Regions from separate parts of the Homo sapiens genome. Here region 2 is linked to region 1. Evidence: chromatin contacts called from ENCODE Hi-C or POLR2A ChIA-PET data. All regions are on one chromosome and are shown on one strand. Each heading gives the region's core, a stretch centred on a gene start or an enhancer-like site at or near the end of the contact. The rest is flanking DNA. Distances are from core to core; before and after follow the strand shown. Region 1 overlaps RAPGEF5 (Rap guanine nucleotide exchange factor 5). Region 2 has its middle 30 kb from the start of RAPGEF5.

Region 1 (5,647 bases), core at 851-3,350:
AGAGGCAGTTGACTATTCATTGCTAAACTTGGAAGAAAATAAGTCTGTCTAGAATTCCTAGAATTTCTGTTAACCAACTGATATGGTTTGGCTGTGTCCTCACCCAAATCTCATCTTGAATTGTAGCTCCTACAATTCCTGCATGTCATGGGAGGGACCTGGTGGGAGGGAATTGAATCATGGGGCAAGTCTTTCCCCTGCAGTTCTCATGATAGTGAATAAGTCTCATGAGATCTGATGGTTTTATAAAGGGGAGTTCCCCCGCACACGCTGTTTTGCCTTTGACACGCACACACCATGTAAGACATGCCTTTGCTCTTTCATCCCCTACTGTGATTGTGAGGCCTCCTGAGCCATGTGGAACTGTGAGTCCTTTAAACGTCTTTCCTTTATAGATTACCCAGTCTCTGGTACGTCTTTATTAGCAGCATGAGAACGTACTAATACATGAAAAAAAAGTAAATACAATGTTATTTTTCTGAAATTTAATGCTAATATTAACATTGGGAATGATGATGTATTTCAGGTTTTGAAAAAAGTTCATAATACAGAACCTTTTGGTGCTTGAGAGGTAAAAACATTACAATGTCCTAAGTTGATTCAGTTGTTAGAATGACTATTAGTTTGCTTGTAATAACCATATCTCAGGCTTCTAATTTAGGATATTATGTTTAAATTAATTTTCTTTGTTTCCTGAAAGTTAAGAACGTTTAATGGACAAACACTAAGGAACACAGCTTGTATGTTTAGAACACGTGTGTGATGTTAATCAGACAACCATGCAGCAACTCCGAGAGGTCCGAGTTGGACCGAGTGAATCTTAGAGCTGGATATTAATTTTTGTTGGTAGATGCTGGCAGATTGGTGCTGAAGGCTTCGTGCCCATGACAATTCCCACATTCTAATCTGTACAGTTAAATAAAATGATAATTGTATTGATTATTGAGAAATTTTTCATCCCAGCTCCTTGTGAGAGCAACTGCTCTTACTAAACAATGAGCTCTACAACTTTAGGAGGAGTCTTTGGAGAAAAAAAGAAAAAACAGTGTGATATATGGTGTGACCACTGATTATCAGAATATCCTTCGTTCCTTTTAACTAGAGTATGCCCCCACCATTCACCAAGGGGCATCTCTCTAAGGTCATCAAACCAGGGACTGTCCACATAACAAATCCAGTGCTCTTTGAGTCCTGAGCCCGATAAAGCCTCTTCAAGCAGCATTTAACACTCATTTCCAATCCTTTTCTTTCTTGTTGGTTATTACATTTGTGTCCCGTTTGTTTGTTTACAGAAAGGAGGCTATTGACTGTACATTCGTTTCTCTTTATTCTGTTTCTCTCCTCCTTCTCTTTCCCCTTCCTTAACTCATCTTTCCCTTACCATCGCCCAAACATGAATATCCCACTCCCTTAGACTGCTGCTTATTTTTCTGAGAAATCATGTTGGCCATAGCCATCCTCTTTAGGTACTGGCTCCCACAATCATAACTGTAACCCTCTTTGGCAAGCTCTGGTTTTTGATATTTTTTCCTAATAGCTTTCCTTAGAGTAACCTGGGGAACCCAAGCTCAGCAAGTTTAAAAGCAAACTCACCTCCCTCCCCTTATCCTTCCCTTATCCAGTCTGAGTTCCCTGATGAAGCAAGCTTAACTCATATCTCTCTTGTCACTTCTGGTCTTGAAAATCTCCCTTCACTTCCCTTTTCCTGTGGAATAAGCCCCAGGCTCCTTAGTTTAGCATTCAAAGATCCTTCAGGAATTTCCTCCAACCTATTTCTTTAGCTTTACTTTTCAATTATACTATGTGATCTCTTCTATTACTACTACACAACTGTGCTGTAGACCAAGACTTACCAACTTGCATGTCCACAGGCAGTAAAAGTGAGTGAGTGAAGACTGCCAGAGCAGAAGGGTGATGAACTGGAGAGTGCCTCCTGCATAAAGTAGGCAAGTTGGCTCTAAACATGGTTGCCATAGGAGATGTGGCCCTGGTGTTGCCAGATCTTCTGACTTTTAAATTTTGTCAACTCACAGAAAGCATCTCTAGGGACTAAACAAGACCTGCAAGTCACAAGACCACAGGTTTGTGACTCAGCCACAGACCCACCCACATCCGTTGCTTTGCTCACATTTGCTTCTCCTTTTCCTCCTCCAATTCTTCTTGGAAATTCATAGTTCTCAAGTTTTTGTTGGCGGATTGGTAGCACTTGGAGAATTGGGACAAGGTTGAAATAATTTTATTTTATAAAAATAAATAATAGGTAGTATTTATCTAGAGTGCCTAGGGTATACCAGGCTCTCTGCCAGTTGCTTTAGATACACTGTCTTATTTAATCTTCACTGTAACTCTGCTAGGTATAGATATGATAGCCACTTTACAGGTGACTTAACTAAGGCCTAGAGAGATTAAGGACTATGCATTAGGCTACCCCGTTAGATTTCCAGCTGTCTGTTTCCATAGTATTCTTTATACTGTTTTCTGAGCTTCCCAGCATACTTGGCAGACGCATGCATATGCCATGAATGGGCTGCAATTGTACCTAGACACTGAGAGCAGCTGATTGGGATGTAACAACAGGAGCTATGAGGCCGCTCACCGCTCTTAGTCCCAGGGTGACCTGCACCCTTTCTCTGAGTGCCGCAGCCTGGAGAAGGTAGACAAGCCCCCTGTTTATTACTCTATGCCCCTCCAAGTAACATTTTTAAAAGGCAGTGTATAGAATTAAGCATAGCTAAGAACGGAATACCTGTTGTATTCAAATCATTCTTTCTTGAAGACGGAATGACAGGATTCTAAAACTGAATTTTACAAGTTAAAATAAAAACAGATTTGATTATTTGAAGAGTGTCCCCAAGCCCTGTCTGTAGTAAGTTCCTGTCATTTAAAGGGGTGACTTTTAAGATTTGATATATAAACAGCGTTAAATAAGTAAGCACTTTTTTTCTGCCACAAATACCTAAAAATAAAGCTAGATCTCAAGATTTGGTTATGTTAGAATGGCTAAAGAAAACGCTATGGTGAGCCTGTAAGAATTGGCAGGGATTAAGTGAATTTAAGAGCTGTAGTAAAAAGCTGCGTTCGAGGTCGTTAATATCACTTTCAGAAATGTAAGATACACAGGGAAAGAAGCATTGCTTTTAATGGCATAGCACTTTAATCTATTATTCCAACCTGAACATGAAAAAAATTTTATTTGTGCTTAATCAAATTACATGGTACATTTTGGCACTGCTTCTCAAAAAATAATGGCAAGTTGTAACATTCCAGGACCAGAAATGGGCCCTTTCATGTTCAAAGCTTTTCTTGGCTTCTTAAAATAAAGGTTAAGTAGAATATATTTTAGAGTGCCTTAAATTCCATTACATCTGAAGTAGAAATACAGGTGAAACAAAACGGCTAATAGTACTTCAGGGAATATGAGTTAATACAGAAATGTTGAATATTCACATTACCATACTTGGATTAAATGGCTACTATAGGCAGTTGCCTGTCAAAATTCTTTTAATTTGCTTTCTTGGTAATTCACTTTAACAGCTGAGTGGTTTCATTATCGCAGTGCATTTTGCTTATGAGTGTTGAAAAAATAACCAAGGTAGATTTATATAATTTTTCCTACGTAACGCTATACTTCTAGTGATTTTTAGACTTCAGGGTTTTGTTTTTGTTTTTTGTTTTTATGTTACAAAGAAAGCATTAAGCTTAGACCTTTTGGTAACATTTGGATCAGTTTTTAAAATTTGATTACATTTATATGTAACAGAACTCCATGAAAATGGTCTGTACCAAACCTCTTACTATTCTATCTTGACACAACTCTAGCATGCTCTAGGGATACTTGTGTTTTGCAGAAATAAAATGGGAATTTTTAGAGCTTCATATACTTAAAATGAGACAGAGAAAAATGTTTTAATTGGTACATACAAGAGAAATACATTCAAATAAAATTAAATAAAATTAGATAATTATTTTTATATGACCTAAAAATTAAAATAGGCCGGGCACGGTGGCTTATACCTGCAATCCCAGAACTTTGGGAGCCCGAGGCATGCAGATCACCTGAGGTCAGGAGTTCGAGACCAACCTGGCCAACATGGTGAAACCCCAGTCTCTACTAAAAATACAAAAATTAGCCGGGCATGGTGGTGTGTGCCTGTAATCCCAGTTGCTCCAGAGGCTGAGGCAGGAGAATAGCTTGAACCCAGGAGGCGGAGATTGCAGTGAGCTGAGATCATGCCACTGTACTCCAGCCTGGGTGCCAGAGTGAGACTCCATCTCAAAAAAAACCCCCAAAAATTAAAATAGTAGCAGATGATAGGGAAAAGTCCTATATGACATCAGTATAGCTAATTACATGCATGGATTTCAAAACCATTTCTATATATATTTTATTTCAAGTTTTATAATAGTTAAAACTATAGAAGTATTTACCTTCCAATTTCAATGATTATCAAGATGTTACTTTTTTACTTGCAAGGATGTTTCTTGTATTCAAAAAGCCACTACGAAAGTATTATTTTATTTTGGAGTGGGGAGGATAGTCCCAAAAATTTATTGATAAGCCAATAATTTAGGATTAGATTTAGTAATTTACTTAGTGCATAGAATATCAAAGAAAATGGCTGGCAACGTGGCTCATGCCTGTAATCCCAGCACTTTGGGAGGCTGAGGCGGGCAGATCACCTGAGGTCAGAAGTTTGAGACCAGCCTGGCCAACATGGTGAAACCCCCATCTCTACTAAAAATACAAAAATTAGCCGGGCGTGGTAGCGCACACCTGTAGTCCCAACTACTCAGGAGGCTGAGGCCGGAGAATCACTTGAATCTGGGAGGTGGAGGTTGCAGTGAGCTGAGATCGTGCCACTGCACTCCAGCCTAGGCAAGAAGAGCAAAACTCCATCTCAAAAAAAAGAAAGGATATGAAAGAAAAAGGTTTTGTGTATTAACATATGCATATTAATATGCTTAGGTATTCACAAAGTTAGAAATCAAAATGAATACTTTTTTTACTCAGAGTGTTAATATGTATGGCAACTATGAATTTGTTTAAATGAAAGATACTTTTATGTATACAAACATGCTTTTCTGCCTGTTGTCTTAAATTATTATTAAGTACTATGTAGTGTAATAGATAATTATAGTGTTTTAATTTGGATGCCAGTGGATTTGTAAGTCTTTCTAAATGGCTATTGTCGGCTAATAGTCTTCAGGGGATCATTCATATAACCATCATGGTTCTAAAAATATCTCTAAATACCAATGGGACAGCCTCTTTTTTGGAAGCATGGCTGTTATAAATTGCACTTTTATTTGAAGTGCATCACTTTGATTATAGTATTTTCATTCATACCACTCAATTACTTTCAGAATCTGCACAGCAGAAAAAAAAAAAAACATGAATGCTGGAAAAGAATAAAGGAAAGCTCTTTGTATAGAAAAATTTAGAACAATATAGTAGTTAAATAGAGAGATATTTGAGTTATGAGTATTGGGAATCTGTTCTATTCATTAGAATTTTTAACTATTTTCTTTATTAGGACTTCAACTGGAGCTGTTTTTATATAGCCTCATTGTTTTTATTTTAATTAATATTTCTATGACAGATAATTAGGTAAATGCTGTTGAATTTTAAATATGATATTGGCTTAGG
Region 2 (5,422 bases), core at 634-3,133, 210 kb before region 1:
CAAATAGCAGGTTACTTACTGGCAGAGCAGGAGCCAACCTATCTCATCTGCTGGTTCTTACCTCTGTGATTTGAGTAGCAGTGAGTTATGGGCCTGGTCCCAAGATGGAAGGTGGGCTCTTCCAGTGAAATGGGCAATAGTGACAATCAAGCACTGCTTATTCAAGGAGTCATTTCTCATGCTTGCTTAAACTAAAAATTCTACATTACTTGTAGAAATGGGTGAGTTTTCACCTAAGGACCACAGCTCTTCTGGCAGCAATTTAATCTGATTGCAGGTTGAGTACTTAAATGCCTTGAACACGGAAACTATTGAAAGGACAGCAAAGAGGCCTGCAGCCTGACATCCACTGCATGTGGTAAGAGGGCTCAGTGTTGAGATGGGGTCTATTCAGGGCCTTTCTCTTACTGTTCCCTCTGCCTGGGTTACCGCACCTCTGCATCTTCACATGGCAACTCCATCTCACCATCCAATCCCTTCTGGGGAGAAGCTCTCCTTGGTCACTCCATCTAGAGTCAACTTTTCTCCCCATCCTATTCCCCTCAGTCACTCTCTATCCCCACTCTCTCATTTTGTTTTATTTATGACAATTGTTAAAGGAATTATTTAGTTGAACAATGTATTGTGTTTTCCCTTTCAAAGCATGTCCATTTGTTGAGAGCAGGGATCTTGGCTCGATTGTACACTGCCACATCCATATTGACTAAAACTGTGCTTGACATATGGTAGGTACTCAATAGTTGTTTGCTAAGTGAATAAGTAATTTAGAATAAAGTTCGTTGTGCTCATAGTTAGAATAATCATAAATAAGAGCTAACATTTATTGACTTTTACAGTGTGCTAGACACAGTGCTGCATGCTTTAAGCACACTGTTTTATTTAATTTTTTTTTTTTTTTTTGAGACCGAGTCTCACTCTGTTGCCCAGGTTGGAGTGCAGTGGCGTGATCTCAGCTCACTGCAACCTCCGCCTCCTGGATTCAAGCAATTCCCCTGAGTAGCTGGGATTACAGGTGCGCAATACCACACTCGGCTAATTTTTGTATTTTTAGTAGAGACGGGGTTTCACCACGTTGGCCAGGCTGGTCTCAAACTCCTGACCTCAGGTGATCTGCCTGCCTTGGCCTCCCAAAGTACTGGGATTGCAGGGGTGAGCCACTGCACCCGGCCTTGTCTTATCTAATTTTAATGACTTATTAACATTTTAAAAAGCAGGCAGCTTAGAAGTTGTGGCATTCTGTGCCTCCTCTTAAAACTGAGGAGACTCACTGAAACATGGACTTGACTTTAGGAACATTTCCTAGACGAAAGCACTGGGTGGCCTTCTTCACAAATTGGTCCACACTGGCTGAGCTTCTCTAGGGTCCAAGCTGAACTGGTCAGACCAAGGAGATCGGTACACCCCATACTATGTTTTGGGCCCCATGCCAACTTTCCTTTGAGTACATGAAAAGGGACAACCAGACTTAGAGGGACAGATTGAAATGAAAGATCCTGATGTACTTTCCAGAGTGACAACAGAAAAATATTAACTCTTGCCCATTACCCCTTATACGACCTGTAAAAACCATTTGTAACAGAAAATAACTGTGCACAGAGGAACGTGATGCCAACCAGAGGACGATCCTTGGTATTCTCATTTTTCTCCAAAGAAACAAAGCAAATAGACCAATTTTGGCCTCAATCATCAAATACATTTTGTGATGCCTACAGAGAGCAAATTGCCCTCACAGCAGCAACTCAGTGCTTTCGTTCATTTGTGGTTTTTTTCCAATTTAAAATTTTCCCAAGTGCTCAGTCTCCAGCCTACTCTCCATCCTGGTTTCCACCAGCTCCACACACTCATACTCAACAGTTGCAGCCGGGTGACTCAGTAGGACTGGGCCCACCAACCGATCAGGAAGTCAGCCAGCAAGGCACGTCTATAACAAGAAGCAGGAGGATGGGGAAGAACAACTTGAGTGAATGCATTTCATTCCAGAGAAGAGCTTTTTAAAAAGCTGTTTAACATTCAAGGTTCTATTATTATTTTTGGCAGCATGTTGAGTCCCTGTCTCTTTTTTTGGCTACTTTTCTAGTACTTTATGTATCTAAGATTTGCAACCGATTTCAGTAACACTGGGAAACATTTTTCAGTGTAATTATAGGAGTTACTTAAATGCTATTTAAATGTTATTTTATATACTCATCAGACAATAAGCATAACATTAAAATGACTATATATAATGACCTATAAAATAATTTATGCTTATACATCATAGACATAGAAATTGCCTTAAGCATTAGACTTTGTAGAATTGTATAATTAAAAAAATTAAATTTAATAACAATTGCCCATAGATCTCAAGTTAATTACCCAATGCAAAAAATAGATGGATAAATAAGACTATAGGTGGTCCGTTCCATCACACAGTCAGTGATGAGGCCTGGTATGTTTATCTGAATCAACTTTTTATTATGGAACATTCTAAATGTACATAAATTTAAAGATTATGTACCCCCCCCCCATCGTCCAGTTTCAACAATTATCCATGTATTGACCCTGTGGACTGATGGTGAGAGGAGGGAATTATGGCATGGGACTCATAACTGCTGGAAGGCAAAACAATTGTCTGTCATGGCAGGGGTGATTCTGTAACTGGTTACCCACATTAACCATTTGAAACTGTAGGTAAAGTAGGTAGTTCACAGGCTTAACCCCAACTTCTGCTTTAATACATCTGGCAAAAATATATTCTAATACATAAGTATTCATGATCTACCATGAGCCCATGATTGTCCTAGATATTGTGATGGATATATAGCAGTTGTTAAAGTATTGGAATGGTGGATAGTTTCCATTTTCCCTTCCAGATATAGTCTCCCTATTACCTCACCCTGACCTGCATCCTGGGATGCTGAGCTGCACTATGCCAAAATCCCCTGCCTCTGTAGGGGTGAGCCAAGGGATGGCACAGAAAGGCCCCCCCTCAGGAAAGATGGAGAATAGAAAGCTAAGCAGAGAGGGTGCTCATATAGGATGTGACGCAGTGCTACAGGGCACTGACTATCCAGCCAAGGAGTGTTAGTCAATTCAAAAAGCAATAGAATACTCAATATCACTCATCATTAGGGCAATGCAAATCAAAAACCACAATGAGACCACTTCACACCCACTAGAATGGCTATTATTGAAAAAATAGAAAATAATAGTGTTGGCAAGGAAATGGAGAAACTGGAACTCTTGTGCATGGCTGTGGAAATGTAAAATGGTACAGCCACTGTGGAAAAGAGTATGGCAGGCAGTTCCTCAAAAAAAAATTAAGCATAAAATTACCGTATAAGCCAGCCACTTCACTACTGGCTACATAACAAAGAGAACTGAAAGCAAGATCTCAAACAGATATTTGTATACCAATGTTCATAGCAGTATTATTCATAATAGCTAAAAGGCACAGCAACCCAAAAGTCCATCAACAAATAAATAGATTAACAAACTATGGTATACACAGACAGTGGAATATTATTCAGCCTTAAAAGGGGATGAAATTCTGACACATGCTACAACTTGGATGAACCTTGAAGACATTATGCTAATGAGATAAGCTGATCACAAGAAGACAAATACGATACAATTCTACTTTCATGAGACACCTAGACATATTACAGAGAGAGAAAGTAGATCATAGGCTATCAGGGGCTTGGGGGAAGAGGGAAATGGAGAGTTGGGGTTTGTGCCCTAATTCAATTAATGCCACTGAACTGTACACCTAAAAATGGTATACATTGTAAATTTTATGTTATGTGTATTTGACCACAATAACACAAAAAGCAATAGGTAGACTTTGCACCCACAAGCAAAGCCTTGAAAATTTGACTGGAGAAGTAGTGTAACAGCAGTACACAGGATTCAACTCTGCTTCCTGCCCACCCGCTACCACCGACCCAGTAAAAATATTTTCTTTGTTACAAAATCAGTCTTTTTAAAAAATTAGAACCTTTGTGTATGTAGACATAGTTCAAAAAGGAAGGCAACATCCAGGAAGCTGACAACAGGGTCGTCTTTTCTGCAGGGAGTTAGGGCAGCCCCAAAAAGAGGCAGAGAAGGAAGGGCAGGGAATTGCAGGGCTGTGATCAGACTGTCCCCAGATCTTTTCAAGGCGTGGTGGGGGGCAGTCTAATTTTTACCATCCTGGATACCTCTGCATTTAATTGTGAACTATGGGTTATTTATAGGGTTCGAACTATCAATATTAGTCATAACACTGGTTGCTGTAGGCAAAATTTGCATCAAGAAGAAGGCTTGATAACCAAATCGCACAAAAAATCTGCAAGTTATCTCTTCAATAACAACCTGCTACAAGGGTGAGGCCTTAAGAATGATATTTTTGAAAGGCACATACCACTTAAAATGCCAAAATAGCAGATATTTTCTCCATACCCATGGGATAAATGTCAAGTTAATCTAATAAGAAGTCTGACTCTGAATACTGAAAAGGGAACTAGATCTGAAATTACAAGACCTGAGTTTGAATCCCAGATCCTCAGAAAACTAATATGCAAATATACATTGTCATTATTACTATTACAAATCACTTGCACATCTCAGTTATTCTTTATATTTATTATTCCCATGTGGAGAAACTGGAGCTGAGAGAGATTAACTAACAGGAGGAGTAGTTATCAATTGGAAGACCGATCTTGAACCAAAGCTACCTTCTCTAACTCCAGAGCTCTTGGGTTCCATCAGAGCTTCAAAAGGCAGGCAATTATATACATACATTTTCTAGGAGACATGATCAGAGCATTCTGGTTCCTTGAGTTGTCTTTAGGATGGGAATGAGAGTGAAGTATTGTGCCAAGACATCAGTCCAACCACACTATTTATTTCTTACTTATATTTCTTGTTTACCTTATAATTTTTAAAGGTTTTCATGTCATGACCATTTCAATTCATTGATTCTCATAGAACGCTGGGAGGAAGGTAGAATAGATAGATTTAAACCCATTTTACAAATGCTTAAACTGAGATACAGAGAGACCCTGACTTGTCAAACGTCACACTGTTAATTTGCTTGTGGCTGAACTGAGGCTGTATCCCAAGATCCTTATATCTGGGCTGCTGATTTTCATGAGCACATAGAGGTAGCTCTATAGTGGGTTTTAGGTATAATTAGAACACTGACCTAGGCTGAGCACTACAAAAAATACAACCAGGCTGGGTGCAGTGGCTCACGCCTGTAATCCTAGCACTTTGGGAGGCTGAGGCAGGTGGATCACTTGAGGTTAGGAGTTTGAGACCAGCCTGGCCAACATGGTAAAACCTCGTCTCTACTAAAAATACAAAAATTAGCCAGGCATGGTGGTGGCACCTGTAATCTCAGCTACTTGAGAGGTTGAGGCAGGAGAATTGCTTGAACCCTGGAGATGGAAGTTGCAGTGAG

The links. A loop is a pair of places that touch in the nucleus more often than their neighbours do. ChIA-PET counts read pairs that join two places held with the same protein, here RNA polymerase II (POLR2A). Pooled maps may share reads with other maps.
Region 2: a loop to region 1 is called in a pooled map, with 6 times the contacts of the local background. The contact joins two enhancer-like sites. A Hi-C loop is called at or near these places in 4 of 50 pooled maps. POLR2A ChIA-PET finds 5 or more read pairs at or near these places in 3 of 52 experiments (OCI-LY7, PC-9 and activated naive CD4-positive, alpha-beta T cell).

The regions. Positions count from the first base shown.
Region 1 is chr7:22,170,769-22,176,415 of GRCh38, reverse strand. The region is part of intron 11 of RAPGEF5 (Rap guanine nucleotide exchange factor 5); the gene reads left to right. Among named protein-coding and RNA genes, the nearest start is that of RAPGEF5, 180 kb to the left of the region's middle. Within about 2 kb of position 2,100, at least 2 of the 41 ENCODE cell types and tissues checked have a DNase peak (open chromatin) inside an H3K27ac peak, as active enhancers do.
Region 2 is chr7:22,384,317-22,389,738 of GRCh38, reverse strand. No RefSeq gene overlaps it. Among named protein-coding and RNA genes, the nearest start is that of RAPGEF5, 30 kb to the right of the region's middle. Within about 2 kb of position 1,883, at least 2 of the 41 ENCODE cell types and tissues checked have a DNase peak (open chromatin) inside an H3K27ac peak, as active enhancers do.